Linked DNA regions of Mus musculus: region 2 is linked to region 1. A link is a loop called in an ENCODE intact Hi-C map of the cell type or tissue named here. Cell type or tissue: gastrocnemius. All regions are shown on one strand. Links, peaks and the distances in the headings refer to the core of each region. The heading gives the core; the rest is flanking DNA. Region 1 has its middle 20 kb from the start of Lmx1a. Region 2 has its middle 230 kb from the start of Lmx1a.

Region 1 (15,104 bases), core at 2,396-10,395:
ACTGCTGCTGGTGGTGGTCCATGTTTGGCGTTTTGCTAGTAGACTGGATTGCTGACAATGGATATTGGAATTGCCCCCCCCCCAAGAACTATTTCTAAAAGGTCAACAACCCCCATTTCCTATCAACCTTTCTTTTCCCCTACCTCTGGTGGGTGGTGGGCCAGAAGAGAGGTTGAAGCAATAAAGAACCATAACTAAAGTAGTTTTTGAAAAATCTAAGCCTATGGGTATACTTTTCTGTCATTGTGATAAAGCACTGTGACCAGAGCAACTGGAAGGAAGAATTCATCTTGACTTGTGGTTTCAGAGGGAAAATCCACGAATGGTGGGAAGATGTGCAGCAGGAAGCTGGAGTGAGAATCAGGCAGATCACCTCTCACCCGAACAAAGGAAATCAGGGAGAACAATTTAAAGTGGGAGCAGCTAATGAGCTGCCAAAGCTCACAACCCAGTGACAGGCTCTCTCCAGCTAGGCTCTACCTCCTAAAGGGACATTTATCATTGAGAACTTCACACTGAATAATTGAGGCCCTTGGGTGTCTTGATCAGACTGCAGTTCTATGGCTGAGATGGTGACACAACAGGACAGTAAGGAAGGTGGGCTGTGGAGTTGGGATGACCACGGGCTGGTCTTTGACATTTCCAATAGCTTTGGGAAAGTTCCTTCATTTTAGGGAACCTCTGTTTCCTCATTTGATGAATGAAGATTTAGTATATGTGTTGTGTGCACGCATGTGCACATATGTATACACACATACATATGAAAGGACTAACAGCACATGGTCAAGACCGGGTGCTCTCCACTTGATACTGTTATCTCAGTATTCTGGATGGTTCGCTCCTGCAAGTCAGTTGTGTTAACATCTGAAGCTCTGGTGCTGAGCACATGTGCACATGTGCCTTGGATTAAAGTGAGTGGCAGCAGCCATCAGCACTGAGGTTCACATGGATTGTACCTGTCTGTTCCAGGCATATCTTGCAATCAGTTACCTCCTCCCTTCATCTCGTGTAGGCTATAGACGTCCTGAGAGTGCAGGCTTCCTCCCAGGAGGCCCCCTCCTCTCTACCATATCCTGTATCTGACACTCATGTGTGACACGTCACATTATACAGAGAGACCTGAGAAGAGCCCGAAGAAGACAGAGCACATAGAGTGACTGCTCAGGATCAACACAGGGGGATCCACAAAGAGGTGCGGTCTGTTAGCATCAAGGATGCCTTGGCTGCTGTGTGACACATGCATAATCAAATCAGGCAGACATCTCCTGATGTTGAGGTACCAGTGAAGAATTTCGTATTGCTGAGGATACAGCAGTTAGGATAGTTTGCGTTTGCACTGATCCCCCGAAGTTCATGTTCACTATTAGGAGGCAGTAGAGTCCTAAAGAGGTGGGGCCTGGAGGACCAGGAGATAGGTCAGGTGATAAGATGCTGGCCTCATCAGTATGAGAACTGAGTTCAATCCTCAGGACCCTACAAAAAAGCAGGGCCCAGTGGTGTTCACTTGTAATCCCAGTACCAAGGATCCTGAGACAGGCAGATCCCATGCCAGGTAACCTAGCCTTCATAATGAGCCCCAGACCAATGAGAAAACCTGTCTCAAATAACAAGGTGGGTAATACCTAAGAAATGACACCCGAGGTTGACCTCTGACCTTCACGGGTCCACACCTACACACAGACAAATACACACACACACACACACGTATGAGAGCATATACACATGCAAATGCACATACACAATGCATTCAAGAGCATACAGAGAGAGACAGAGAGAGACAGAGACAGAGACAGAGACAGAGAGACAGAGAGAGAACTTAGCAGAAGGCCTTATGGGTCCCAGGAGAGTGTTAGGAAAACTCAGCCCCTCCCCCTTTCTCCCTTTTATTTTCTCTCTTTTCTTAGCCATGAGGCATTTGGGAATTTGTTCTACTCAGGCTAACACCATGATGCACTGCTGCCTCATCAGAGGGTTGAAGGCAACAGGGTGACTGATCATGAACGGGAACACAAAGACTGACTCAGAACATGCACTCCCCTTCACACGAATATGACATCACACGTTACGATGATAGGAAGCAGTAGCTATGAACAGGCCCCTAGGCAGGCAATGCCCAAGACACAGGCAACAGGTCTGAATGGGATCTACATGGAGACAGGAGACAGGCCCTCCCAACCCTGTCAGGAACTCCAGTTTCTTCTGGATGCTTTCAGAAAGCAGGGGCCTGGCCAGCACATGTGCCCGCACTGCCAGTATGCTAAGCTGCAGTGGGGAGACGGCTATGTCGCTAATAAACTGTCAATCAGTTTATTTAATCATCTTGCTTAGCTTCCAAACAGGATCCAAGGTGGTGTATAAACATTATCAATATTGAAATGGAGTTTTTAAAATTAAAATTATAGACTAGAAACAGGAAAGCGAACTAGCACCCCAAGATCTTAACCTGGAGGTGATATTTGAATAAAGGATAGAGTGCTAAATGTCACTCTGTGTGACAAGGCAACATGGGGAAAATGTAAAGAACACCCTACGAAACGGTCACAGTTGCATCCAAGGATGTGTGCATTGTGTTTTTGTGTCCAAGTTGGCTTTGAGGGACTGTCTATTGGTCTATAGCAAAAGGATGGAAATCTGTGACTCAGAACAGTGGATGCCTGTTTTGAATAGCCTTACTTTAACAATGGACGGTAGTGCAGGCATCAGGTTTGTAAGCTAGAGTTTCAAAGCCAAGGACAGGGCAAGCAGGTGCCATTTGTACGAGCTGGTTTTTCTGAGGCAGGAACCAAGGTGGCATGACTGTAACAGTTCTAAGTACACAGTGGGCAACTGTTACTTATGAGCATTAGTGTGAACAAATCAATACTATAACTGAGAGTCAAACATACATCTCTGAGCTTCCTGGTAACCAGGGCGAAAAGGGCAATATCCAGTTTGTAGATGTATGTGTGCCGGTATTGAGGTTGTAACTGTGCTTGCTTGAGAAAGAAAGACACAAAGGAAGAGCTCCATCTTCACAGTTCTACATTGTCTTGTAGCCCTAACTGGGCAGATATGAATCTCACTGAAATGTCACCCCAGTCCTCTGCAGACCTTGTATAAAATGCATATCTGATACATGAACCTATTAATAATATTTTTTTTTTAAAAAAAAGCAAAGATCCCAATGGGTACGTGTTTGGGGAGTAGATTGCCTGTGTAAACATAGAACTGGCCATGGTGACACATACCTCTAATCACAGAAGACACGAGGTGGCAGTAGGTAAAACGGAAGTTTAAGACCATTTTTGGGTACACAGTGAGTCCCAGACCAGCCTGGAATACGTGAGACTCTATTTTTAATTTTTTAAAAATTCCTTGCAACATTTGAAATATGACTCCATTTCCTCTTTCTTTTTTATTTTAATCCCATCAATAATTTATCCACAACCTTCGAACCTTGACTTTCAAAGGGGAAGAAACTGTCAGCGGGTCGGGCGATGGTGAAGGCATTTCAGGGAGATGGCAGAGTTGAGCAAAGAAACCAAGGGCAGGAGTTCAAGGAGAGCTGTACGACTGGGCCCCTGGGAATGCACAGTGCAGGGTGGCCAGCCTCTGAGTTTATTCCTCTGCTGACAGCAGTAAGTCTTTGGAAGCTTTGGGCCGGGAGGGAGGGTTACATACTTGGGAAGAGGGTCTATGATCACCATATCTGGTGTCTGTGAGGCTGACCTCAAAAGTAGACATAAACTGGAATAAATAAGAAATCCAACGCCTGGACCCGAGCAGAAACAGCAGAAACCGATATTGAAATGAGCTGAATGTAGGAGCTCTCAGAAGTGAGGGTGAGGGTGAGGCAGAAATAGGAGCTTCGGGAGCAGCAGGGGAGAGTGCAGCAAGGAGCTTGGTGGCTTTCCCAAGTGTTTGCACATCTATTATCTCATTGATTTCACATGTGAGCAGAGACAGACCCACCCTGGGTGTCAGCAGAAAGCTGCCCGTACAGCACTGCCAAATTCAGCAGTGAGCGCCCGCTCGCCCGCCCGCCCCCCTGCCGCCCACCCACAGGTGTCTTGCCCGCTGCTGTTTGCAACAGGCTGCCCCAGGCCTCCCTCAGCAGGTCGCAGCAGCCACATGGTTCGCCCTCTAGGTCAGCGCAGCTAACGGCAGGATTGTGCGGGACACTTGGTCTGCTGTGCTGCTGGCCAGCATGGGAGATGGGTGTGACCTGAAGTTGACTGAAATCTCCCACATCTGGGCAGGGTGATGGGACCGTGGCCATCAGAGGACTTTAGCATTTCATCTTCCCACTGACTCATTCCCAGGCTGAGTCGGTTCCCCTGAGCCACAGGGCAGATGCTCTTTCTCACCTCCTTACACCGCAGGGCGGGCGTTTGTGTGAGTCCACTGGCCTGCTTCTCTGAGTATGCTCTGGATTCTATCCCATAACAGGAAGCACTAGTCATGGGCCCTAGCACGTAGCTAGCCCAGCCTCCCGCTCCACAGACCAGGGACTCTGTGTATTTTCTGGGCAGGTCTGTGAGGCTGTAGTGGCGACTGTGGTTCTGTGTGTCTCAAGGCAAGTCTGAAACGTCACGCATGGATCTCTACCCTCGTATTCCTTCTCCCCCTTCCAGTGAACGCTGGGCTCAGCCTCTGACAGTTAGGGTACCCTGCCATCCCCTCAGCACAACCCAGTGCTTGGCTACAGGCAGAGAGCCCTTGTCTGTCCTTTTTCTGTACCCCGTGGAAGAACTGCCTCTTTTGCCCTCAAGTGGGTCATCCACACCACACCTCTTCGGCACCTGTTCCTTTCTAGGTTGTTCAGCCAATCTCTTTCCTAGCATCAGCAGCTGAGTGTACATCTTTCACTGGAAAACGCATCTGCGCCTTGGGATTTCTGTTTCCTTGTAGACTGCAGAGTGGATAGGAAAAGGAGACAGACAAACTGTAAGGTTCCAAACCTGGGAAGCTTACCACCAGTTCTCTCCCTGCCTTGTCCATGGAGTGCCACCCTGGCCCTAAGAGACCTTAGAGAGCTTTTGTGTGCATCCAAGGAAACACAAACACGCAACCTTCACTCCTGTCTCTGTTGTCCAAAAGATAACAGCATCCTCAACATTAAAGAAGAGAATATCATAAAAGGCAATTAAACCCCTCAAGTTTCTCATCTGTACAGTTAACATGAGAACAAGGTTCTCTGAGCACCAAGGGGGGTGGGTGGTGAACAGAAACCTCAGAGCAGAGCTTTTCCCACGGGCACCCAAAATAGCCATCAGGGAACAGTAAGCCCAGTCTACCCGTCCTTGGTGGCCCATGGAGCCAGTCCCTGTGGGCACCTGAAGGCAGCTTCCTTCCTGGGATGTCATGAGGAAGTACAGGCACGGTTACAGGTTGCAGGTTGCAGGTTGCAGGTTGCAGGTTACAGGTTGCAGGTTGCAGGTTACAGGTTATAGGTTATAGGTTGCAGGTTACAGGTTGCAGGTTACAAGTTGCAGGTTGCAGGTTGCAGGTTACAGGTTACAGGTTGCAGGCTACAGGTTATAGATTGCAGGTTACAGGTTGCAGGTTACAGGTTGCAGGTTGCAGGTTACAGGTTGCAGGTTGCAGGTTGCAGGTTGCAGGTTGCAGGTTGCAGGTTACAGGTTACAGGTTACAGGTTACAGGTTACAGGTTACAGGTTGCAGGTTACAGGTTACAGGTTACAGGTTGCAGGTTGCAGGTTACAGGTTGCAGGTTGCAGGTTGCAGGTTACAGGTTACAGGTTGCAGGTTACAGGTTGCAGGTTGCAGGTTGCAGGTTGCAGGTTGCAGGTTGCAGGTTACAGGTTACAGGTTACAGGTTACAGGTTACAGGTTACAGGTTACAGGTTACAGGTTACAGGTTACAGGTTGCCATAGCATGACCCAGTGGCTTACCTATGACAGGGTGGTCCTTCATCAGATGTCCAGGGACTGCAGCCCCATGCCCAGACCAGCCTGTTGCCTGTCTTCATATCCTACAAACCGAGAATAGAATTTACATTTTAAAATGACTTTCAACAGTATCTCTTGGTGTGTGGAAATTAGCTAACATTTAAAATTCAGCACACACACTCCAGTGGAATTTTAGTGGAGAGTGATCATAATCCTTTAGTTAACTATTTTCTAGCCTAAAATACCCACTCTCCGGTCCTTCTCTCCTACGTGTCTGTGTGTGTGTGTGAAGGGAGTGTGAATGTGGGTACAATCACCCATCCTGTGCCTCTCCGGTCCTTCTCTCCTACGTGTCTGTGTGTGTGTGTGAAGGGAGTGTGAATGTGGGTACAATCACCCATCCTGTGCCTCTCCGGTCCTTCTCTCCTACGTGTCTGTGTGTGTGTGTGAAGGGAGTGTGAATGTGGGTACAATCACCCATCCTGTGCCTCTCCAGTCCTTCTCTTCTACGTGTCTGTGTGTGTGTGTGAAGGGAGTGTGAATGTGGGTACAATCACCCATCCTGTGCCTCTCCGGTCCTTCTCTCCTACGTGTCTGTGTGTGTGTGTGAAGGGAGTGTGAATGTGGGTACAATCACCCATCCTGTGCACGTAGAAGCCAGGTGCTGACTGGGTTCTTCCCCTATCGCTCTCCACTATGTTTTTTGAGGCACAGTCTCTCACTGAACCTGGAGCTCACTGTTAACAGCTAGGCTGGCTGCCAAACCCTAGGTACCTCCCTGTCTCCACTCGCCCATGCTGGAGTTACGGACACAAACCATCATGTCTGGCTTTTACATCTGGATCTGAACTCTGGCCTGTATCCTTACACAGCTTTGGCCAACTTACTCTGTTATTTAACAAACAAACAAACAAACAAACAAACAAACACAAACCTCTTTGCTTTAAAGATTCCATTATTCGGAAATGGGTTTATCTCTTCTGCTTCGGGTGTCTGTAATTGTCCAGAGCACTTCAGGGATAAGAGATTTCCATTCTTCTGAAGAAACAGTCACATATTCTTTGGGTCATGGACCAATTCTGAGGTGTCCTTCCCCTCCATCAGTCTCACACCATCCTTCCTCAGTGTGTGTCATTCTGTTACCTGCCTTCCGCAGACACCGGTCACCTGACTTCAATACTAAGCTACCGTCCTGCAGAACCACAGGTGTCCACAAGAGGGCAGCACTATCCTGCTCTCACTTCTCCGGTGGCCCTTCCAGCTCTGGAGAGCTGCCTCCAAGTCCAAATGTTTCACAGCCTGTGCCGAGCCTTCTCTACTTAGATGGTGGAGAAGGGGGCCATCTTACTCTACAGAAGCCCACATAAGTCTATACAAGAATATTATTTGAGTCTCCCTAAATCCTTTGCTCACCCCCCAACTCCCATCCTGCAAGTCTGTCCCAACACAGCGTAGCAATCTTTACACTTTCGTCTCTAAACCAATTATTCTATCATCTGCGTTGAGAGGCTGGGCCTGGGATTCTGAGAAGTTCACCTGTGCTCTGACAGGTGGCTCCATGGAGGGAGAAAGGAGGGATTCCCCTCTTCTTAGAAGCGTTCGTCTTTAGACCTCCTTTCTACCTGTTGCTCTGAGCAACACTTCATCCCACAATACCCAGCGATGATGCTTCATCCCAGAAGCATGGATTCCCTTTCCCGGCCTACAGCTGAAACTTTGCCTCCCCTAGCACTTGCCGAGCATACTCCATGGCCAGCTCAAACAGACATCAGTTGGTCGTGAGTCCCAGATCATCCCTTCCTGAGTCTAATCTTCGAGATCCCAACTTTGCCTCTGTCCCTGTGGACATTTAAACTGTTCCCAGTGCTACGAAGATGTGCTGATCAGTTTTCTCTGGCTGTTATGAATACCTGTGATAAATCACTCACAGAAAGACAAGATTTACTTTGACCTAGGATTTTTAAGCTTTTTAAGCCATGACCAACTCGCCTTGTGGCTTTAGGTCCCTGTAAGGGTTTGGTGGAGATAGGCTGAGATGAGAGGCAGCCATGGAGCAGAGATATTCACCTCCCCAGGACTGAAAGACCAGAAGTCCCAGGATTCCCCCTTTAAAAGACATACTTGCAACAATTTAGGGACTCCATCAAGCGGTGCCTCTTGAAGTTTTTACTACTGTGCAAAGCATCAAACGGTGGTGGGGGGGGGAGGACCATCCTTTAACACTGAACCTGCAAGAGACTTTTACCCACCAAACTAATAGCTTATCTCCCCAGTGGACATGTTACATCTACATAGTTACACTCTTCCTGTCTGACTGACCAAGGAGGGCATGTTTCCTAAATGGAATCAGACAGAAATCTCCTCCCATCTAAAATAAATAAGTTATTTGGAATTATTAGCTCATAGAATCTCCGGCAACCCGTGAGAAGTATCAGCTGTAGAAAGGCACTAGGTTTTGGCCTGGTGGGCAAGCACCGTCTCGTATCTGAAGACCTCCTGGATCATCTGTCTCTAGTCCCTCTGCCTGACGGCAGGACTGAATTGTGGAGGCTATACAGTAGCTGGCAGTCACCCTCGATGACTCTCTCTCACCCAACCTGGTGTCCAGACAAAGACAGATAAATGAAAGCAAGCGTGCCTGCAAGCACCTGCTGAATGGGAGGCCAACTCACAGATCTTTCCAGAACTGTGCCTGGTCTGGCAAACAGCCCTAGCTCTCAGACATTGGCTCTTTCTAGGCTACACCACAACTAAGGAGAAAGATATTTCCATCTGAGGAGAAGTAGAGACAGAACATAACTCCATAGCGGCTCCTGAGTGGGGAAAGAAGTCTATGAGAATCAGTTCTGTGGAGGGGTTCAGGAGAAGGGCATGCTGTCCCCTCAAGCCATGTTGGGCACTGAAGCCTTCTCTCAAGGAGCCATTGAAATAACAAACCCGGCAGGTCTTGACATCAGGAACTCCGAACCCCTTCCCTCAGCAGTCTCATCCAGTAGCATGGTCCCTAATTATGCACTGGAATTCCTTACAATGAAGTCTTGTCCCTCCTTTCCCAGAATTCCACTAAGCAAGGTTCCTTCAACACTGGAACATTGATGAAGTTAAGTGTACCCTGGTGGCAAACGCACTGTCAGAGGACAATCTTCCTGCCTCCATTGTTCATCTGTTCACACCCAGCTTTACCCTGAACATTGCTTTACATGAGCAGTTGTTTGCTGTCCATACTCTTACAGGGCTGAACAGATAATGTGCTCTTCTTCTCCTCTCTCCTCCTCCTTCTGCCTCCTCCTTCCTCTTCCTCCTTCCTCTTCCTCCTTCCTCCTTCCTCCTCCTCCCCTTTCCTCCTCTCTCCTTCTCGTTCTTCCTTCTCATCTTCCTCCTCCTCCCTCCTCCTCCTCTTCCTTCTCCTCTTTTTTTTCTCCTCTTTCTACCTCCACCTGAATTTTCTACCCAGTTTTTTCTTGCATAAGGCCCCCTATCCTCTGCTGTCTATCAGTCTCTTTTCTGTTCTAAATATACCTACCTGACCCAGCCAAGCTTTGATTCCTGAAATAGGCAGTTATCTCTCAGGTCATAAATGGAACTGTCTGCATTTATTTGAGATTGAAGGTGAAAAAACTCTCAAACTCTCAGGCATTGAAGGAAGAGAGCACACAAACTGCACTGAGCAAATCTTTCCAGACTCACTATCCTAACCAACATCAGGCCATGAGGTCCCTGGAGCAGAATAGCCAACTGGTCAACCACTCCCTGACCTTGGGTACATTGGATCATGGGCTCTGAAGATGTATGCAGATACCTCAGGATTAGATTCAGTTCCAAGAATTCAATTTCTTTGTTTGTAGGGGCCAGCAAATTGGATCATTGTGTAAAGGTGCTTGCTGCCAACTTTGGTGATGAAAGTTCAATTCCTGGGAGTAACATGGTAGAAGGAGAGAACCTGCTTTCACAAGTTGTCATATGACCTCCCCATGCTCTCTGTGACATGAACACACACACACACACACACACAGAGAGAGAGAGAGAGAGAGAGAGAGAGAGAGAGAACACATACAAATGTAATTTTTTTAAAAATCCTTTGTTTTTTTATTTCTTTAGAAAGAAATCTAGAGAAGATACAAATAGTATTGACATGCCTCTCTGTATTCTAGCTGTCAAAGCTCACAGTACAGGTATATAAGGACACTATGTTAAGGTGAATGGACACAGCCAGAGCTAAAGAAAGTTTAGAATTTGCCCTCCCCACCACACACTCACTCTTGTTCCGGTGTCTGCTAACAAGAGAAAGCTTTGAAATCTAGATATAAGACAAATGGCTTAGCAAGTAGTTCCAGACTAGTATACAGTGACCTTTATATCAGGGCCCTGCCTTTCCTCCCCCTCTTCCCCTCCCCCTTCCTCCTCCTCATCACTCCATGACCCTGACATTCGATTTTCATATTGATTCCTGATCTTTAAAAGATCTAACCCTAAATAAAGATAAAACCTTCTTCCCGGTCCTGGACTATTTTAAAGGCATGAGCTTCAAAAGTTAGATATAATTATTGGCAACTGGAGCATACACAATTGTTCCTCCATTCAGTGTAAACTGTGGGTATCTTCCTTATTTCAATGTGTTCTTAAATGAGGCCTCACACTGAGGCATTCGAATTTGCTTCCTCACAGACTCCCCCTTTCTTCATGGATACCTTCATGCGTCATGCCTTCCCAGATCTGTCCAGTCTTCGTCTTACCACATCAGCTGCCCTTGCCTGCCCCCAGATTATCCCACACTTGCAACGCTATTTCATCTCTTGCCCAGTGTCCTCTTCATAGAGCCAATCATTATAAATTTATTGCGTGTCTGATTAAGAACTGGTTTTATTGTCTGTCCCAGCTCCTACAGAGTTAAACAAACTGCAGCACCCCTGTCTCTGCTTCTCGGCTTTCCTACCCAGCTCTTTCTATACCTGGTTCCTACCTTGTGTACTCTGTATAAGGTCTATAAGAGCAGGGCTTGCTTCACTTGCTGTGCCCATGATGCCTATAGTAGCCCATCAGTAAACACAGGCTTAGTAATACATAAATGAATCAGAGAATTTTGTAAATGGGAAACCTTTCACCTTACCACAGAGGAATCACTGTGGTCTGCAAGGAGTGTCCTGTCACAGACAAGATTCAGAAAGTGACCAACACCCAAACGAGCTCTATCCACACAGCATCACCTTTCCCTCTGAGCAAAGTTCGCAGTAATAATTTAATTGTAACTGTTAGCATTACTCTTCTCTTTTTACTGGCTGTCATAGTCACTGTTCAATTCCGTGAAGTGCTATCATGACCAACACAACTCTTATAAGAGAAAGCATTGAGTTGGGGGACTGCTTACAGCTTCAGAGATTTAGTCCATTACCATCATGGCAGGAAGCATGTCTGCATGCAGGCAGGCATAGTGATGAGAAGTAGGTAACAGCTACATCCTGATCTGCACAGACAGACAGACAGACAGAGCCTGACATGGACTTTTTGAAACCTCAAAACCTGCCCCAGAGATACACCTACTCCAACAAGGCCATGGGCCTCCTAATCCTTCTCAAAGAGTGCTACTCCCTGCCTGGTGACTAAGTATTAAATATATGAGCCTTATTGGGGGGTGGGGAGTGATTCTTATTCAAACCACCACCCTGGCATAAACAAAGATGGGTGATAGCCACAATAATATATACTCTTTCACTATGACAGTTATTAATCACCAGCTCTACTGAATCTAGACTCACCTCAAAGATGGGCCTCTAAGCACGACTAAGGGGGATTTTCTTGGTAACATTCACGGAGGTGGAACCACCTAGCCACTGTGAGTGTTACCATTCCCTAGGCAGAAGATCCTAGCTTGCATAAGAGTGGAGAAAGCAAGCTGAGCACGCCAATGCATGCATTCATTTCTGCTTCAGGCTCAGGACACCTGTCCCGGTGACTCCCTCTCTCTGACAGACCACACCCTTGAACTGTGAGCTGAATAAACTCTTTTTAAAGTTGCCTTTCTTAGGGTTTTGTTTGTTTGTTTTGTTTTTACCATAGCAATAAGAAAACAAAAACAAAGATACACATAAACTCAGTCTAATTGAAAATAAAGCTAAAATAGATGACTAGAAAGTCCACACTTTGAAACCTTTTAAATGGAATATATTTTCATTACTTTCTTCTGCCTGCATAATTATTTATTAATATGTGTAATTCTTCAAAATTACAAATTATTAAATTCTTCTTTTAATTTTCAAAATGAGCATGCAAGGCATTAGAGACCATCCTGACCTTTTTTTTTTGAACAAACTATGTTCTAGTGGGACCTTATTTTTATTACTTTCAAATTCAGGGATGCTCTCTCCTTTCAGCACCGAGACTCAGAAATTACAGTTCAATCTAATTCAATTTAACAGCCAAGGAAAGCCACAAACTGAGAAGCACTCAAAGCAATGAATGGAAAGAGAGAGAAAAAATAGTAAAAAAGGCAGGGTATTTGCTGAAATTAGTTAGTTTGTTAAACAAAACACTATGTTCCCTTAATGATCATCAGAGCCAGGGGGTAGGGGTTGGGGGGACACATACTGATCTCAGATAAACAATAATAACAGTAATGCGTAAGTATCTACTGAGCTCTGTTCCAGGGTGGGCCTTTTTCCGATTGCTTTCCATGTCTTGCTTATAAAATCTGCATAACAAACCATAACAGGTCATGGAGGACCAGGAACACAGTGATAAAGGGGTGTGGCGGGGGACTGTGACCACAGCAGCTTAAGTGACAGAAACACACTGTCAGCCCAAAAAATGGCGGTGGAGAGCAGTGGTGGTCAACCAGAAAAAGATGTCAGATGTGCCGTCCGCAGAGGCTCAGTGCAGGGATTTGGAGTGGGGACCCCTTAGTGACTCTGACGATGCTGCTGTTCTGTAACTGAAAGCATATCTAAGTCAGCCCTACCCCCTAAGACCCCCACGGCAAAGCCAGAGGATGCTCCATTCATTTGAATTTTCATTAACCGATCATCCAGAATAACACTTTTCTAGCACTGCTGGTCTAGATGTGCAGATAGCTTCAGTTATTACAGCAGCTGCTCTACATTTGCAAGTTATCACTGGCACGTTTATTTTATGCAGGACATGCCTTCTAAATGTCTTGGGTGTTATTCACCCTCCATAGTTAAAAAAAAGCTTACCACAGTTTTGCACCCCACCCCCATTGGCTTGCATTCCCCACCGACACCTTTTTCCAATGGGGAATGGATTCCAAGACATTTCTGTATGGTCACTGCTTATGAATGCCAAAGAGGTGGAGTGTGTGTGTGTGTGTGTGTGTGTGTGTGTGTGTGTGTGTTCTTCAAAGCAGAACAGCCTTTAGTCCTTGCTAAGGCAGAAATATCATCTGCAAAGCAGGGAACACATACCAAATGTGACTCACTCTACCTAGAGCAGATCCACAGCAGGCCTAGGTTGGCAATCTGGAGGCTTAACGGTACACAAAGACCTTTCCCACCAGTCATGAAGCTTGGAATTGAGAAGGACAAGTGAACCCTTTCAGGTCACCAGGGCTCTTTCTAAGCTGTTCAAAGGGGGCCTTGCACAGACTGTAGCTGCTGAGAAAAATGCTCTAAACAACACTACTCCTCAAAAAAACCCCATCCCCAGTACTTTAGTCTGGTCTGTGGCGTGCTGAACATTCTTGCCTGAGACCGACTTCAACTTGTCTTGGGTAGGTTTCATAGAGTAACTCGTAAGGCAGCTCTCCATAATTACTTCCATTCACAAACGTCTCTATTGTTCCTCTAATTGACAGTATGGCCCCAGAACACCCACAGAAGCTGAGCCTGTCACTCACACATGCCACAGTTCTCAGCAGGACTTCACCACCACCACCCCCAGCCTACATCTATTTTACTGTGGAGGCCATATTTCCCTGGGAAGAGCTTATCTTTAGACCCTGCCTGAACCTAGCTAGGCCTGGCTGCTGCAGAAAGTTGCCTTTCGCAGGACTTCCAGATTCTAGGCCTGTGAACTGTATCCAGAGTGGAGCTAAACCTAGCTGTTGATGCGCAATCTCAATTGCTTCCAGAATTCCAGACACCTAAATGTAGGAACTGCTGTTTTCCAAAGCTCCTTGTCCTCTTCTGGAATCCCTGTCTCCTTTAAGGAACAAGTGTCACTGCCCCTTTATATGGCAAACACCCTTAGCCAGCAAACATACTTCTCCCTTGCGGGGTGCCTAGCAGAGATGGAGGAGAATCTGTCTAGCTTCCCAGAGGTGAACAGGACTGTGGATCTAAATCATTCTGAGCTCTGAACAACAGAGCCGAACAAAGTCTTGTGTTTTTGTAAAGCTTATTCATTTTACTTCCATCCGACACTTGTGTATGATACAGGCCACACCAGGTTAATAATCAGATTTTACTGCTATGTGGGTGTAAACGCTCTTTCTCTCTTCCATTTACTTTTCTGGGAATACAACACTTTCTCATAAATGCATGCTCGTTGGAAAGAAAATATTTCATAAGAGTAATGCATAGGTTTCAGGTTCAAAAGCAGCAGATTATGTGTTTTAAATTAAAATATTTTAATAATGTATTCCACATTTACCTTATTTAAACTGCAATATCTATACTTAGTCAAGTGGTGCCTCCCTCTGAATAGTCAGGACTTTTTCTATGTGTCTGCACTCAAGTTATTATCTGTCAGAGAAATAACTGGTTATTATCAATTAAAAGAAAGGTAGATGAGAATATCTTTTGCCTTGACTGGCTGTCAGTCAAAGGCAGGACGGAAACACACAGAATACAGACCTAACTTGTTCTCAACAAGTGCCTTTAAAATTATATATATTTTATAATTTTATAAAAACACACACACACACACATATATATGTGTACATATATATATGTAAATATATATTCTGACTTCCTTTAGACACAGTAGCTCTAGTTTCCCCAGCAGCTGAGAGTTCAAGCCCAGTGCGTTTGTTTCCCAGTTATGAGAGCTGACAGTTCATGATCTGTCCTTTAAGATGGACCCCTTGGGCTGTAATCATCTGGTAAATTTCCCAAACTCCCGTTAGAGCTCCCGTGGGTGACTTCCACCAGTCCCACAGGAGAGGAATTGAAAACACCCTTCATAGTTCTGTCGCTCACCTTCCAAAAAGAGCCCCCTTTCCCCATCCACTACAAGATAAGAGCTTGCTCGAATCTTTATAGC
Region 2 (15,104 bases), core at 4,009-12,008, 250 kb before region 1:
CTGGACATGGCAGCATCTGGATAATGATCCCATAGTCCTTCCTCTTTAATGTGCACCTTTTCTCTTGACATCAACGGGCGTCCCTATTTATAAACCGCTGGGTAATGGTTCACAGTGGAAAAGCTTGGCTTTGCTATGAACAATCAAGCTGTGTGTGGTTGGCATCTCTATTTTCTAAGACTTTTCTTGACATCATTAACAACATTGTTTTGCCTTGGGGCAGTAGCATTTATAAATGGTGGATCTTTGGTATAATCCCATATTTAAATATAAGTAAATAATTTAGGGTTCTGCAGAGATAACACAGTCAACAACTGTTTATTGTACAACCATGAAGACTTGAGCTTGAGAGAGTCTGTGTAACAAAAATCCAGGGATGGGGCATGCCCCATCATCTCTGTGCCCAGAAGAAGGAGAAGGGCTTGGGGGACCTCTGGGAAACAGCCAGCCTAGCTTCCTCTGTGAGCCTCAGGTCTCAGTAGGAGTCCCAGTTTCAAAAACAAAACAAAAACCAAACCAAACCAAACCAAATCAGCCAAAGAACAAACTCAAAGAAAAATAAAATGACAAGGTGAGAAGCACACCTAAGGCTAACGTCTGGCCTCCATGTGTATCTGTGCACACATAAAATGTACACACACACTTACAGACTACACAATAATCACAACAAAATATCCTCATGCTTCTAAAAATGGGTCCCTTTGTGCCACATTGTTGATATAGTTACACACGATGAATGACACAGGTGTCTTTGGGGGTGAGGGCTCAAAACTGACCACAGTGATCTATGTGCCCCACCCCTGTGCTTTTGACTCCCGCCATTCCTGTACAATGCCATTCCATTGCAGCACACACACCCTTCTTTCAAAGGCATCTTTATCCCAATGCCAGCAAAGCTGTGACAGCCCCTCCTTTCCTATGACCACCAGGTTCCCCCATGCGGCTGAGAGGGGGAAGCAGAGCTGAAGAACTCAGCCTTGGTTCAAAGAATAACATCAACACCTTTTCTCATGGATTCAAAGGTAATGAGAGGAGAGAGAGAACCACATTAAAGAAGCAAAGTGAGATGAGAACAGAAGGCGCCAGGATCATCTTGCTCAGAGCTGACTGATGCTCTATAGCGCTAAAGAGCCACATGGAAGCCCGGCTGTTTGCGTGTATGAAGAAATCAGGTGTGTACTTCACAGTCATAATTAAAACCTCTCAGTCAGAGGCTATAGAGAGATTAGTTGTCACATTGTGTTAAAGGAATCCTTGCCTTATTCCCTAGAAGGGGACAGACTGCCTGTGGTCTTGTCATCTGTTCCTGTGCTCTAGCAACCCTCCGCCAGAATGCCCCACTGACAGATCCTGCACACTGAAGCCCTTTGGAACTGGGGAGGATCTGCCCACTGAATGAGAGGGAAAACATACCATAACCACGCGCCTAGCTACTCTCACCGAGTGCTAACAACCACCCACCATTTGCTTTAGCTAAGACTCTAAATCCTGCTTAGAGACCCTTACCCTTCCAACTCATTTTTCAGGAAGACAAGATGGAGACTCGGACGGGCAGCCAGGAAGGGCAGGCAATGGGGCAACTGTAAAATAGAGGAAGGGAAAGACAGAAACATGGCAGGAATTAGGGTTAGGGAGCTTCTAGGTCCCGGCAATACCCTGCACCAGAGAGTTGTACACACGTCCCTGACATCCTCAACCATTCTAAACCCGTAGAGGAGGTGGGTGGTCAGTCCACGGAAGGGGCAGTATTTTATTTCACGTATCCTATTGACGTAAACAGTTTGCTAGCCAAACTTAGGAAGAAATAATAAGCAAAATAAGCTTGTTAGACCTGACCTAAACTGGCGACTGTTTTCTATTTTGATTGATTTAATGAGCCAAACTCTTATCCCTACCCAAAAGAACTCAGAGCAGCCATGGACACCTGTCCATCACCTGGGGTGATTTATATTGTTTATTATAACTAAAATCATCATCCTCGTAATGCATTTACACATGTACCTTTGCCTGAAACCGACTGGCCTTTGATAACATCAAGATAGAAAAAAGACAGGTTCCAGAATCAGGAGCAGAACTGAAGTACCACATGGAAATAAGGCAATATTTTTTTAAATCATATATCTGAGAAAGGTCCGTATCTATAATATTTGAAGAATACGCAAAAAAGAATTTCAGAAAGACAATGTAATTTTAAAATGGTGAAGCAACCTAACTGAGCACCTTTTAAAAGAAGGAGTGCAAATGGTTGACAATAACACTAACAAATGGTCTCCATCACTAACTACTGAGACAATGGAAGTCAATACCTATGAGATACTGTCAGAATGACTGGAATAGAAAGAACGGACAATAAATGTTCACTAGCTTGTGGCGATGTTAGAAGCCTCGTACATGGCTGGTGGGATTATACATGGTATGTTCCCATTGATCAACAACCGGACAGATATTCACAAAGTTGGGCATTACAGTTTGATCCAATCCTAGGTATGTATTCAGGAGATGTGGAAACTCATTCACACAGAACTTGCACATGGATGCTCAGAGCAGCAGCATTCTTAGACCTCAGGTGGAAGAATGCCCACCAGCCCATAAATCGATAAGCATGTCATATCTATAAAATAAATATTATTTGGTTGTAAGAAGGAATGACAGGCTAATACATGAACTAATACAGACTAATCAAGGACAAGACTTGAAAAGAATAAGCCATATGAAGGAAATCTTGCCCCAAATTCACCTAGTGGTTGATTCTAGGTCATGGAATGTTCAGAATAGGTAAAGCTATAGAGACAGAAAGCAGTATTTTCCAAAGATAAAAGTAGGGGAAACTAGAGTTAGTCTTTTAATGAGGTGGGTTTTATGGAATGATTATCAGAATATTCTAAAATCGATTATAAAGATGGTTATACAACTCAATATCTTAAAGACATTAAGGTAAAAAAAACTTTACTTTTGAAATAGATGAACTTTGTGCTACGTTAAATATATCTCAATTAAAAAGGAGAAGGCAAGAAGGTGTGTGGGAGGGAACATCTTCTGTCTGTCTCTCAGGGCCAGGACTACTCCCTTTTTCTCCACAGAACACTCATTTATGCAAACTGAGCTGGTGATGGTGAGCATTCCAGAGAAGGTTTACTTTCCTTGAAATGTCAGCCTTTCTCTTAGAAAGCATCTTATGTGGCTATACAACCAGAGAAAAGCAAAATATTATATGGAATGAATGCTAGGTGCACCGGACACCCAAGTCCACCCACAAGGCCAGTATGATGGGGGAACGGTCATCCCATAGTGACTGAGGTTTGAGTAGAATCCACCCATGTGGTGGCATGCTTGTCTCTGTTACCAGAGAGCCCTGGCCTTGTTTGCCTTCATTAAGCTATGGCCCACTCATCAGCCATAAAACAAGGAGCTCCCCACAGTCCAGGCTTTGGTGCTGGATTCCACCTGGTCATCCAGAGATGACAGGACTCAACAGTGAAAAGGACTTCAAGAGATTCTAGCTGGCCCACGATGTCCCCTCTCCCCTGGTTTCACAGAAATCACTTCAACTGGTAACCCAGTCACTCAGTGTGGCCGTTTGTGAGCTACAATGGCCAGGGAATGTGAGTGGGAGCAGAATACTTCAGGGACCATCACGAGGATCAGGGGTGTGCCATTTTGAAATGGTGTCCTTGGCCATTTTGAAAGCCCTGGAGAAAACAACCATTTCTACTCACAAGAGAACGCTTTTAAGAGGACAAAGCTACCCTACTAGTACCCATACACAAACACCATCACCCTAGCACATGAGAAAGATGTGTCCTCATGTAAGCCAGTGTGTTCTGATGTCTTTCTTAGAGCAGTTTATATAACTAGACAGGCATGTGCACAAGGCTGAAGAGTAAACTCCATGCCAATTTGCTATCCCTACGGTCTACATATCCTCCTATTGCCTCCCCCAAGGAATTCTCTATTTCAATCTACGCAGCATCCTCTTCATGTCCAACACTGAAAGCCACAGGACTTAGAAATTCTTTGATCAGATCTTATAGAATCCTGGTTGATTGTTAATCTGGAAGAATTGGTTAGAGGATCACTAGAAACGATACAAGCACCCACCAAACATTTCACACAAACACACAGGAGCTACTTCTGAGCTATCTCTTAAAAGCACTGCGATCTTCATCCTGTTGACAAATGGTTGCCGCTGTGGAGGTTGCCCTGGACCTTGGGGATGACAGTCACTTTTCAGAACAATGCAGCAGGAACCTAGAGGGGCCTGGTCCCTTGGCCACCTGGTGGAACTGTGCTGCGAGCCTGGAGAGCTCCAGGCTTTTTCTGTCAGTGATGCTGACTACATCAGTTGATGAGTTTTATGGAGGAAATAGTGTTGCCCAGTTTGTACTGATTAAGAGGTAGTCGATTAATATCGTCTGCAGAGTAATTCAGTTCTGCAATGAGCAGAGGATTCCAACAAAACAACCAAGGTTTCCTTCAAGGGTACATCTTCCAAAGGACAGAAAGGTGTGGTGACTATCTCTGCCCACAAGAAAGTGACACAGTTCACGAAAAACTGCTGAACCCCGTCTCACTTGCTGTTTGGAGGTCATGAAAACTATGGATAATTTTTTTTCCATTTCTGGATTTTCCTCTGTTTGAGCTTTACTTTTGTTTGTTTCTTGGGTCTCGTGCAGCTGAAACTCAAAGCCTTATGTAGCTTGAAAGCCCCGCAGTCCTCACCTTGCTGGTGCTGGGATGGCGGCATATGCACCATGCCCTGTTATGCAGGGATAACATAAAATCTTGGCTTTCATGTGTGCCTGTCAATCATGCTAGCAACTCATCGGTGTTCCCATTCCTCCCGTTCTGATTTTAAAACACATTGCTAGCTCAACAAAAGCAAGCTACTATTTCATTTAATAGTTCGGGGCTTAATTGACCTACCTGACCTCAAATAACTTTTCTATTTGCTACATAATGATTACTTTGGCTTCGTTATCCAAGCCCCACAAGCAGCTGAACTAAAACTATCTCAAGAGAATGCGCTGCTAAATATACTTGGTTATGGATGAAGCTGCTGCATAGTTACCAAGGTCCAAGTCTGAAGAAATCGGAAAATTGGCTAAAAAGCCATGTGTACTGACTGGTTTTGTGTGTCAACTTGACACAAGTTGGAGTTATCACAGAGAAAGGAGCCTCCTTTTAGGAAATGCCTCCATGAGATCCACCTGTAAGGCATTTTCTCAATTAGTGATCAAGGGTGGGAGGGTCCTCCCCATTGTGGGTAGTGCCATCCCTGGGCTGGTAGTTTTGGATTCTTAAGAAAGCCAGCTGAGCAAGCCAGGGGAAGCAAGCCAGTAACATCCCTCCATGGCTTCTGCATCAGCTCTTGCCTCCTGCCATGTGTGAGTTACAGTCCTGACTTCCTTTGGTGGTGAACAGCAATGTGAATGTGTAAGCTTAACAAATCCTTTCCTCCCCAACTTGCTTCTTGGTCATGATGTTTGTGCAGGAATAGAAATCCTGACTAAGGCAAATTGGCACCAGGAGTGGGGTTTTCCTGTGACAATCTGACCATGTTTTAGGGAGGACTATGGAAGGACTTTGAGCTAGAAGAGCCATTGGGATGTTAAGAGCTTTGTGGAATGTTGTATAGGAGCTTAGAAGATAATGTTGAGAATAGTGAAGAAGATGGAGGCCTGGCTTGTGAAACTTCAGAGAGAAAATTAAAGACTCTTATCAGGGCTGCTGCTATTTTGATTGTGAAGATTTTGTGGTTTAGGTTAGCTGTGACTAACAAGATACCAGAACTATTAAATTGAAACCTTTGCATTACTGGGATTATTGATGCTGATTAGCTGGAACTAAGAAATTAAAGGGGATTAAGAAGATACCAGCATCATTGAGGTCTTCTGGGAAGTGTTTTCTGAGAGCACAAAGAGGGTGTGTTCCAGAGATAGCCAAGGTTGTACCTTGTGCTGCAGCTGTACTTGGTAATGTGTAAGAGTCACCCAGGTGGTTTTGAAGGAGTGAAGGCATCATGAAGAACAGCTGAGACTTGGCACTGTGAGAGGCCATGGAAGGTCATTAGTGAAGGTGCAGCCTCAGTTGCAATTGATGACCCAGGACTGAAGGGATCATGCAAAGTAGTTGAGGCTTGGCACCATGAAGAGCGCCTATGAGAGGCTATGGGTGAAGCCTAGTTACAGTGGAAGACAGCAGTGTTTTGGAGATGCTAGTACTATGAGATGACCACCAAGAGCAGCAGCAGTGGAGTACAGGCAGCTGGAACCTAGAAGACAAGAGCTGGAGAAGTGATTCAAGCCTTTGAAGGAGCCCAGAAGATTATGAGTGGATCCCAGACATTGAACTGTTAGAGTTTGATTTTGTTTTTGTGACTGGGCCCTGATATATTTCCCTTTTGAAGGAAGAAAATATTTAGTGGAGCCCATAGTTAAGAGACTTTGAATTTTAAGAGATTGGATATTTTAAAGGGATTGAAATTTTAATATGTAAGAATTTGTAAATAGGGCTTTTAAAGCTATTTAGATCTTAGGGATGAATAAGAAAGTAAAGGTTGAGGCTTAATAGTGATGTGTTTATGTGTCAAGTTGACAAGTGGTCAACTGTACTGGCTGGTTTTGTGTGTCAACTTGACACAAGCTGGAGTTATCACGGAGAAAGGAATAAACCCTTTCCTACCCAACTTGCTTCTTAGTCATGATATTTGTGCAGGAATAGAAACCCTGACTAAGAAACCATGCATCTCCTCCCGAGGAAACCTCCACTTAAGCTACCCCAAGAGGTAGTGTAGAGGAGACTTTGATAGAGCTTCCAGAGAAGACATATGATGAACAAGAAGGAAAAAAAAAGCAGTTTATTTTGTTATGTTTAACTGTTGGGATGTTTCACTGTATAATTTAACCAGTCTGAACTAACACTAATTTCAGCGTCATTGGGAATTCTGAATTTCTCACCGACTGGGGCAAAGGGCCATCTAATTATTATGACCTTCACACATAGTCATATACCTCCGTTAGAAAATATTTGGAGTTGATAAGCCCAGTTTGGATTTTAAAATCCTCCATGAAGAAAACCCTCGGGGGAAAAAAACAAAACAAAACAAAAAACCTAAGAATGTTGTCTGAGTTCTTTGCATGGTGGAGACCACGAGGCATGCATTTTTGGATTCGAGTGTCCTGTAGCCAGTTGACTTGTTCACAGAGTGAAATATTGGGACAGACAGCAAATGAGCCTTATGGCCAGATAGAGAGATTTCATAGGAATACTCTTCAGTAATGATCATTTGGCTGTCTGTTCAGTTTCTTGAACCACTGCCTCTGGCTTTAAGGTATTATCTGACTAATGAAAACGAATGCCGTCAGGCAAGACATGACATAGTGTGCAGACATGAAGCAACCAGGATCTACCAGCTCAAAGGATGTAGTCTCACCATGCTGTTTTCCTGTTAACAGCTCACCGGCCTTCTCCCTGGACTCCCACACGAGGGGGAGAAGAGCTATTGTGAAGAGCATAGGAAGGGACGCTTCCCATGAGTACATGAAGCAGCCGACAACTATTTATTTCGGCTCCATTTCATTTTATAAACAGCTGATTGAGAACCGACAAACCGTTTTAATAACCCACGATTGCATTAGAATTTGATGTGAAAACTGTCACATCTGCTTTCCCCCTGTGTTCTCTCTTTGAACAAAGCCTATGCTAGAGGCCGGCTAGGGAGGCAGCTGAGTTGGCAAAGTATCTTTCACACAAGCGGAAGAACCTGAGTTGAGATTCCTAGCACACATACAAAAGGCCAGTGTGGTGGCCTGCGTCTATAACTATAGCACTGTTGTTGGGCATGGACATGGGGGTCCCTGGTGCTCTGGCCACTCAGCCAAGTCTAATCAGTGAACTTCAGATCCAGTCAGAGATTCTGCCTCAAAAGCTGGCGGAAAATAATCAGGGAAGATATACATCAGTTTCTGGTCTGTACCACACACACACACACACACACACACACACACACACAAACACACAAGTGCCTGCTCAAATATATATATATGTGTGTGTGTGTGTGTGTGTGTGTGTGTGTGTGTGTGTGTGTGATATTTCTAAGATTGTGGAGTAACTCCATAATAAAGAATGCTGACTGCTCTTGAAAAGGACCCAGGTTCAGTTCCCAGCACCAATACAGTGGTTCAAGACTGCCTGTAACTCCAGTTTCAGAGGATCTGATGTCCTCTTCTGACCTTTGGGGCTCCTGCAGGCACATGGTGCACATGTGCTCGCGCTTGCAAGCTCTCTCTCTCTCTCTCTCTCTCTCTCTCTCTCCCCTTTCAGCTCCACCTTCCCTTTATCTGCTCTAGCCTTTGTTTTACAAATTAAGGTGGGAAGAATATTTACAGGAAATCACCTGAGTGCTGACTCATTCCTGGTTTGCAACCCCTCCCCAGGAGAACGGAGTTAGCATCAAATTACAAAATAGCCCCACAGCTATCTATCACAGTACTCTCTATCTTTGCCTTGTGCAGCCATTACCATCAGCTAGCCACAGTACCCTTTATCTTTTTAAAATATTCATTCATGTGTTACACACACACACACACACACACACACACGTAAACCTGTGTGCCAGGACCCATGTGTGGGGACAACTGGCAGAAGTCAGTTCTCTCCTTCCACCTTGTGGGTTCCAGGGATTGCATTCGGATGACCGGGATTGGTGGCAAGCCCCTTTACTTTATCTCCCTGGCTACAAATCCTTTGTTTTGTAAAACTGAAACTCATATCTCTAAATAGTAATTTCTCAGTATTGCCAACTCTCACTGTCTGGAAGTCATGTGCTGTCTGTTTCCACTTCCACCTCAAGTTGTCTTTCTTTTTGAGATATATTTCTACACATGGGTCACCCAGTAGGCTTACATGGACTGGCCAGGGTGCTAGCTGCTGGGGTTAGACAAGCTTTGCAATGGCAAATATCCCTTTTTAGGTCAGCAGGTGGCGCTGTCTGACATCTGTTGTTCAGAAGCAGCTCGCTGAGGAACTGGCAGGCTAAACTCTGGTTGGAGCTCAAAGTGAGCTCCAGGACAGCCAGGGCTATACAGAGAAACCCTGTCTCGAAAAAAAACCAAAAAAAAAAAAAAAAAAAAAAAAAAAACAAAACAACAACAACAAAAAAACTCTGGTTGGAAGATAGGAGAGGGCAGAGTGAAGGCAAATGCGGACCAACAGCCCTGCACTCTGATCACCGAGGCTGAACCTCCGCAGACTGGCAGAGGTGGACACTGTGACTGACAGCAATAAAAACAGAGCAGCTGGTGCCCTGTTAATAACCGCAGGCTTCAGGGTATTTGCACATGTCCCTCCTCTGCCCCCAAACACACACACATACAGAGGAAGACAAAAGGGGCAGGCTGCTGTCAGAGCTGGGAACACCCTCAGTCACCCTAGAGGCACGACTTCATGCCCCGTCACCCTTTCAACTTGCTTTGCTAGGTGCCCGTGATATTTATTTCCTGACCTCGGGGTGACATCTCATAAATGCAAAATTATCCCAATTCGTACCTTTAAACTTATCAGGCTTAATCCATGTAAATCATTACTGTAAATGACACCGTGTCGTGGGCATGTGTTTTAGGGGGACCGTGAGGCATTCTCGTTGCTTTTTTATTTGTCATAAATGAAATGTTTCTTTTATAATGCACACAAATCCCGATGGTTAATGATAGGCTCATGTTGTGCAGGCAACAACAACAACATAAATACAAACATCTTTGTATCAGACACAAGTAGGCTTTTTTTTTCCCTGTTGGCAGAATGATATACTATTACCTACCTTGGGTTCCTTTTATGATTGCAAAGGTTGAATAAAATCGAAGCACCCTAATTTTAATGAGTAACTTCTGTGGGTGCATTGCATATACAGACACTGACCTATGCATTCAGGCATTGGTATAAAAATCACACTTGCGCTTGCACGTGTGTGCGCTCGTGCATAGACACTCATACACAGAGAGAGAGAACGGGAAGAGAGAAGCATTAATAATGTCATCATTAAGAATTCTTAGCACTGCTTAGGGAATCTTTGCTTGGCTGCCTTGGCAATATTTGCCAATATTCTGTGAAGAAAGTGTAACTTAAAAACAAATGCAAAGCCCCTTTGCATCCCTTCAACAAATCTAAAACAAAGGATATTCAAAATAACGGATTGGTTCTATGTGAGGCGAGCAGATAGGTTGTGGGCACATTTGCTGAAAAAAAAAAAAACATATACACTGATGGTTTTCCATGATACATGGAATGAGGCCTGTGAATTCCCAGAGTATAGTGGAGACCTGGGTTCTCTTTTGACAAACACCAGTAAAGAATATGCTGTTCTTGATCGTGGCACCAGGTCTGCCTGCGAGTGCCATAGGCTGTGCGGTATGCAATCACAGGCTGTGCAGCATGCTATCTTCCTTGTGGACCACAGCATCTGCTTGTGCAGGGAACTTTCTGACAGCAATGGTGCCTACAGGGGGGAATGTGTATGTTAGGCATCCCACGAACACTTTTTAAACATAGAAGGTCAACTGAGCTCATTCATTATAACTATAGCATCGAAGATGATATAAGTCAAACAGTCCGTGAGCAAACGGAATGGATCTGCACACCCACCTGTCCAAATATGTACAAAACGCAGATACACGTATCTGCTGTGATACACACAGCGCTGTGACTTTTCCTGGCAAGTGTGAACAAGTATCTGTTCACCCCAGACAAGGTACTGATAGCAGATCAATGAAGCAATTCTATAGAAATACAGCTTGGCCAAGCAATGGAGTTACCGGGGCCACTTACAAGATCATGAGTGTACAAGGGCAGCCGTGCCACCACAAAGTCCAACTGAGCACAAAGGACAAATTACAAAAGGTGCATGTGTGGACCCCGCTGCATAACAAGCAGGCAGCTCCCCAAAGAGGCTCTCCTTCCCAGAGATTATTCACTCCATTTGTAACATTGGAGGTGTGTCTGGTGAATCTTGTAACTTTTGAGGGTTGTAGGGCATTGACAGCTTTACCAGAGGACTCGGGTTCAATTCCCAGCACCCAAAAGGTAGCTTACCACTGTCTGTAGCTCCAGTTATGGGGGATCCATCACCCTCACACAGACAGACAGACAGACATGCAGGCAAACCACCAATGCACATAAAGGAAAGAAAGAAAGAAAGAAAGAAAGAAAGAAAGAAAGAAAGAAAGAAAGAAAGAAAGAAAGAGAGAGAGAGAGAGAAAAAGAGAGAGAGAGAGGAGGGAGGGAGGGGGGAGGGAGGGAGAGAAAGGGGGGAGGGAGGGAGGAAGGAAGGAAGGAAGGAAGGAAGGAAGGAAGGAAGGAAGGAAGGAAAGAAAGTGTCCAAGTCTGCAATAGAGGCAAAAGATGTGAATGAATGTCTACTTCACACCAGATAGGGCACCAACAACAGACCAAAGGAATACCTACACGAATCTAGCATAGCGAGCTAAGGCATCCCTCAGGTTCAGTTAGACAAGTATGAGTGAGGGGTTACACACAGCGGGGACTAGTGAAAGACAGCTGCATCACTGAAAATCCCACGCCTGGAGGGTACATCCCTGGAACTCATGGTAACTCCCTGACAACAAGCCTGCAGGTAAGGAACTCTCCACAGTAGCCTTACTCCTCAGCAGAATCCTTAAGACAGAGCTGTGTGAACCTTGTACATTTCAGGAACTTCCGTAGACTTGGGAAGTTTACTGATCACTGCGTGAATTTAAGGAGTCCACCCCCATCCCCAGAGCAGTGTTCAGGCTGTGAGGAAAATGGTATACAAAACTGAGCCTCTGAAGTTTCCTTAGGAGCCTCCTGAATCTTTTAAGCCTCCCCCATCTCTCTGGGACAGGATGTTTTAATTACTGCTATATAACAGGCACCTGTCTGGGAATCTGCCTAAATACCCACATAAATAAGGCATCTACTCTCTCCACATCTTCACAGCGCATTGGCTACTGTCTTTGTTACAGCAGGCAAAGAATCCAGAAGTCAGGACCATGTCTTCCCATCATATTCCTAAGGGCTAGCAAACTGCTCAGATGAATATTAGTAAAATGAATAAATAATAATCCTAGGAGATCTCTTCTCTACTAAAATGGAATTTGCTGAGTCATCGAAAACCTAGCTATTTGTTTTTACTAGAAAACCGAGTGAATTGTCAAAATGGCTGGGAAAACTTCTTTCAGAGGTGTCTGTAAAATCAGGGAAAAAGGGGCTTGGGAGTTACTCAGTTGGGAAAGAGCTCACCACACAAGCATGGGACTTGTGTACAATCCCCAACATCCACATAAAAAGCCTGGTATGGAAGCACACACCTCTAATCCCAGCGCTAGGGAGGCAAGGCTGGTCTAGAGAAACTGGTGAGCTCCAGGTTCAACGAGAGACTGCATCACAACAAGAAAGTACACACATGCACGCACACATACACACACACACACACACACCAAAATCTTAATAAAACAGGAAGGATACTACAGATGCAGGTGTAGGCTTCCTAGAAAGTTGTGTGAACAAAGTCTATGGAAGATTTGTGTCAGAATCAGTAGGGAGACAAAACGTACAGCTTCCTGATCCCCACTGCCGGGACTTTCTCTCTTGACCGATTTGGGGTTTGGTCCTGGGGTTTGTAGTTATGAAACATCCCATGGGTGACTGGTGTAGCTCTAGGACCTGGAGATAGGGGGATCTTAGTCACTGTCAGGTGGATCTGCTTTGCCATGAAGTCCTTCGCCCGGACTCAGGTCAGGCAAACCTGCCTAGCTAAGAATACTTGGCTTGATTCCTCCGGTTTAAGTGCTTAAGATGATAAAGTGGGCTTAAGCCTCCGAAGGGATAGTGAGTTCGTCCTTTCTTTGAAGTGCTTAAATGAAAAAGGCCTCTGTAGGGGCCCAGAGCAGGTGCTGGGATAGAAGAAAAGAGGTTGAGATTAGAACTTAAGGTAAAAATAGTCATGAAAAAATAAAAGGCTCAAAGAAGTTTCTGAGTGATAAGTAGCAGAATTTCCTTATAGTTATTTTCAGAGAACCAATAGAAGATTTACTTAGTATTCAAACACCTTATGTTCTAGGCTCTCCCATCGCATGCACTGAAGAAATGCTGTTATTCAAGTGTTGTTCAAGATGAAGCTCAGGGCTAGAGATGAGTGATTCCTCTAAGTAAATCACTCTGTTCCCCTTCATTGCCATCGGATAGCAATGAACAGCAGAGACATAGGACCAGTCTCGAGCGTGTTGCTCCTCTATTTTTGGTATTGGTTCATGAGTCAAACGTATTGAAACATTAGATCAACACTTATCAGTCAAGAACTTTTCACATCTTTCCGTTATACTGGCCAGATTCACATGGGGACTAACATGATTCTCAACCTTCATAAATTGTACTCCATGGCATCAACAGCATTAATTCTTTAAATACTACAAAGCCCTTCCACTATCTCCACGTTCCTTGCTTGCATCCCCACTTCTGTCCCCCCTTCATCTCTCTGGCCTCAGCTCTGATCCAGCTCTACAGCCTAGCCTTTCCTATCTCGGTGCCCTTCTTGATCTTTGGAGGATACCTGCATTAGTTAACTCCTTCCTTTTCACTCAAGTGGAGTTAATGCCTTCCCCCCATTTAAATCTTATTGTCCCAAGACTACCCTCACTTCTTTATTTAAAATTTTTAACCCACAGAGGACACAGTTCAACCTCTAAGGTGCCTTCTGGGCAAATTTGAAGTCTTGAACATTAAGGAAAAAAGCTGGGCACGGTGGTGGGCACTTGTAATCACAATGCTGGGGAGGTAAAGACAAGAGGATTCTGGGAAATTTCCTACCATCCAGCCTAGTCTAATTGTCTAGTCCCCAAATCACAGTGACAGCCTCTGTCTCATGTCGGAAGATGGACATTCCTAAAAAGTGATCCCTGAGGTTAACTTCTCTCACATGCACAACTTACACACACATACACACACACACACACACACACACACACACTTCAATCTCAAATCCCTCACAAATACTCCTCACCCCTCATTCTATGCTTTAGGTTTTCATGGCTCTTATGCCTCAGCCTACCATGTAATTTACACACTTATTATGTTTCTCTCTATCACTGTCCACCCCCTGATGGGGGTGGACCATCCTGCCACTGGCATCGGTGCTGTTAATTGAGATACCTCAGCAACTCAAGACAGTACCAGGACATAATACAGAGCCCACAAACAATCACAGAGTGAACGGGCATTTTTGAGAGCTTCCTTTACCAACAACAAGTTGTTTAAATCTCACCACAGTTCTACAGGGTCGATAAGGTTAGGCTCATTGATTTATTATAAACAGGAGAACTGAGTTTTAGAGACATTGGGTCCTAGCTCTGGGCTACGAGACACTGAAGCCTGACTCCTTAGCCACCACTATAGAGGGACATGAGGGAGGAGACATAAGGAACAGTATGCTAAAAAGGACCAGGGTTGGAAAACTAGGGGAACATGTGCAACAAAATAACTTTTCCCCTGTATCAATCCATCAGTTCCTAGTACTGATACAAGTTAGGAGAGCATGTGTGACAAAATAACTCTTCCCCTGTATCAGTCCATCTGTTCCTAGGACTGATACAACAGCAAATGACCACAAATAGGGGGTTTGAAACAAAAGAGCATTCTCCAGGAGGCCTGGAACCCCAGAGTCTGAATTCAAGGCATCAGAAACCTCCTCTCAGCCTTTGAATGGAATCCTCCCCATCTCTTCCTTATTTCTGGTAGCTTCTAACTGTGGTCTTCCATTTCAAATGCTCTGTTATCCTCACATAAACTTCTTTGCCCTGTATCTTGCTTTTATTATAAGGACACTTGTCACTAGCCTAAGGATATACCCTGACCCAGCCTGATTTCATTTGATTAATTGCATCTGCAAAGACCCTATTTTCAAATAAGGTCACATCCTGAAGCTGAGAGCAACAGATTTGGGAGCAACATCATTTAGCACACTATGCCATTTGCCTCGACAGAATTCTTGTGCCAGGGTTGACGCGGCCTTGTAAAAACATCTGGTCAACTTCCCGTAGTGTACGAGAATCTAATCTGCAGTGCCAGCATCGGAA

What was found. Hi-C counts contacts between places; a loop is a spot of excess contacts. Peaks named below come from ENCODE experiments on the same cell type or tissue, not always from the same donor. Only the 100,000 strongest peaks of a DNase experiment are listed, where the experiment ranks them.
Region 2: it touches region 1 in a loop (3-fold over the local background); 6 of 42 quality-filtered maps call a loop at or near these places.

The regions. Positions count from the first base shown.
Region 1 is chr1:167,661,963-167,677,066 of GRCm38, reverse strand. No RefSeq gene overlaps it. Among named protein-coding and RNA genes, the nearest start is that of Lmx1a, 20 kb to the left of the region's middle. In gastrocnemius, for the core only: no CTCF peak of the experiment used is centred there; a DNase peak (open chromatin) is centred at 7,114; H3K4me3 peaks cover 257 bases; H3K27ac peaks cover 392 bases.
Region 2 is chr1:167,909,310-167,924,413 of GRCm38, reverse strand. No RefSeq gene overlaps it. Among named protein-coding and RNA genes, the nearest start is that of Lmx1a, 230 kb to the right of the region's middle. In gastrocnemius, for the core only: a CTCF peak has its summit at 8,968 (motif pointing right); DNase peaks (open chromatin) are centred at 8,977 and 9,270; H3K4me3 peaks cover 376 bases.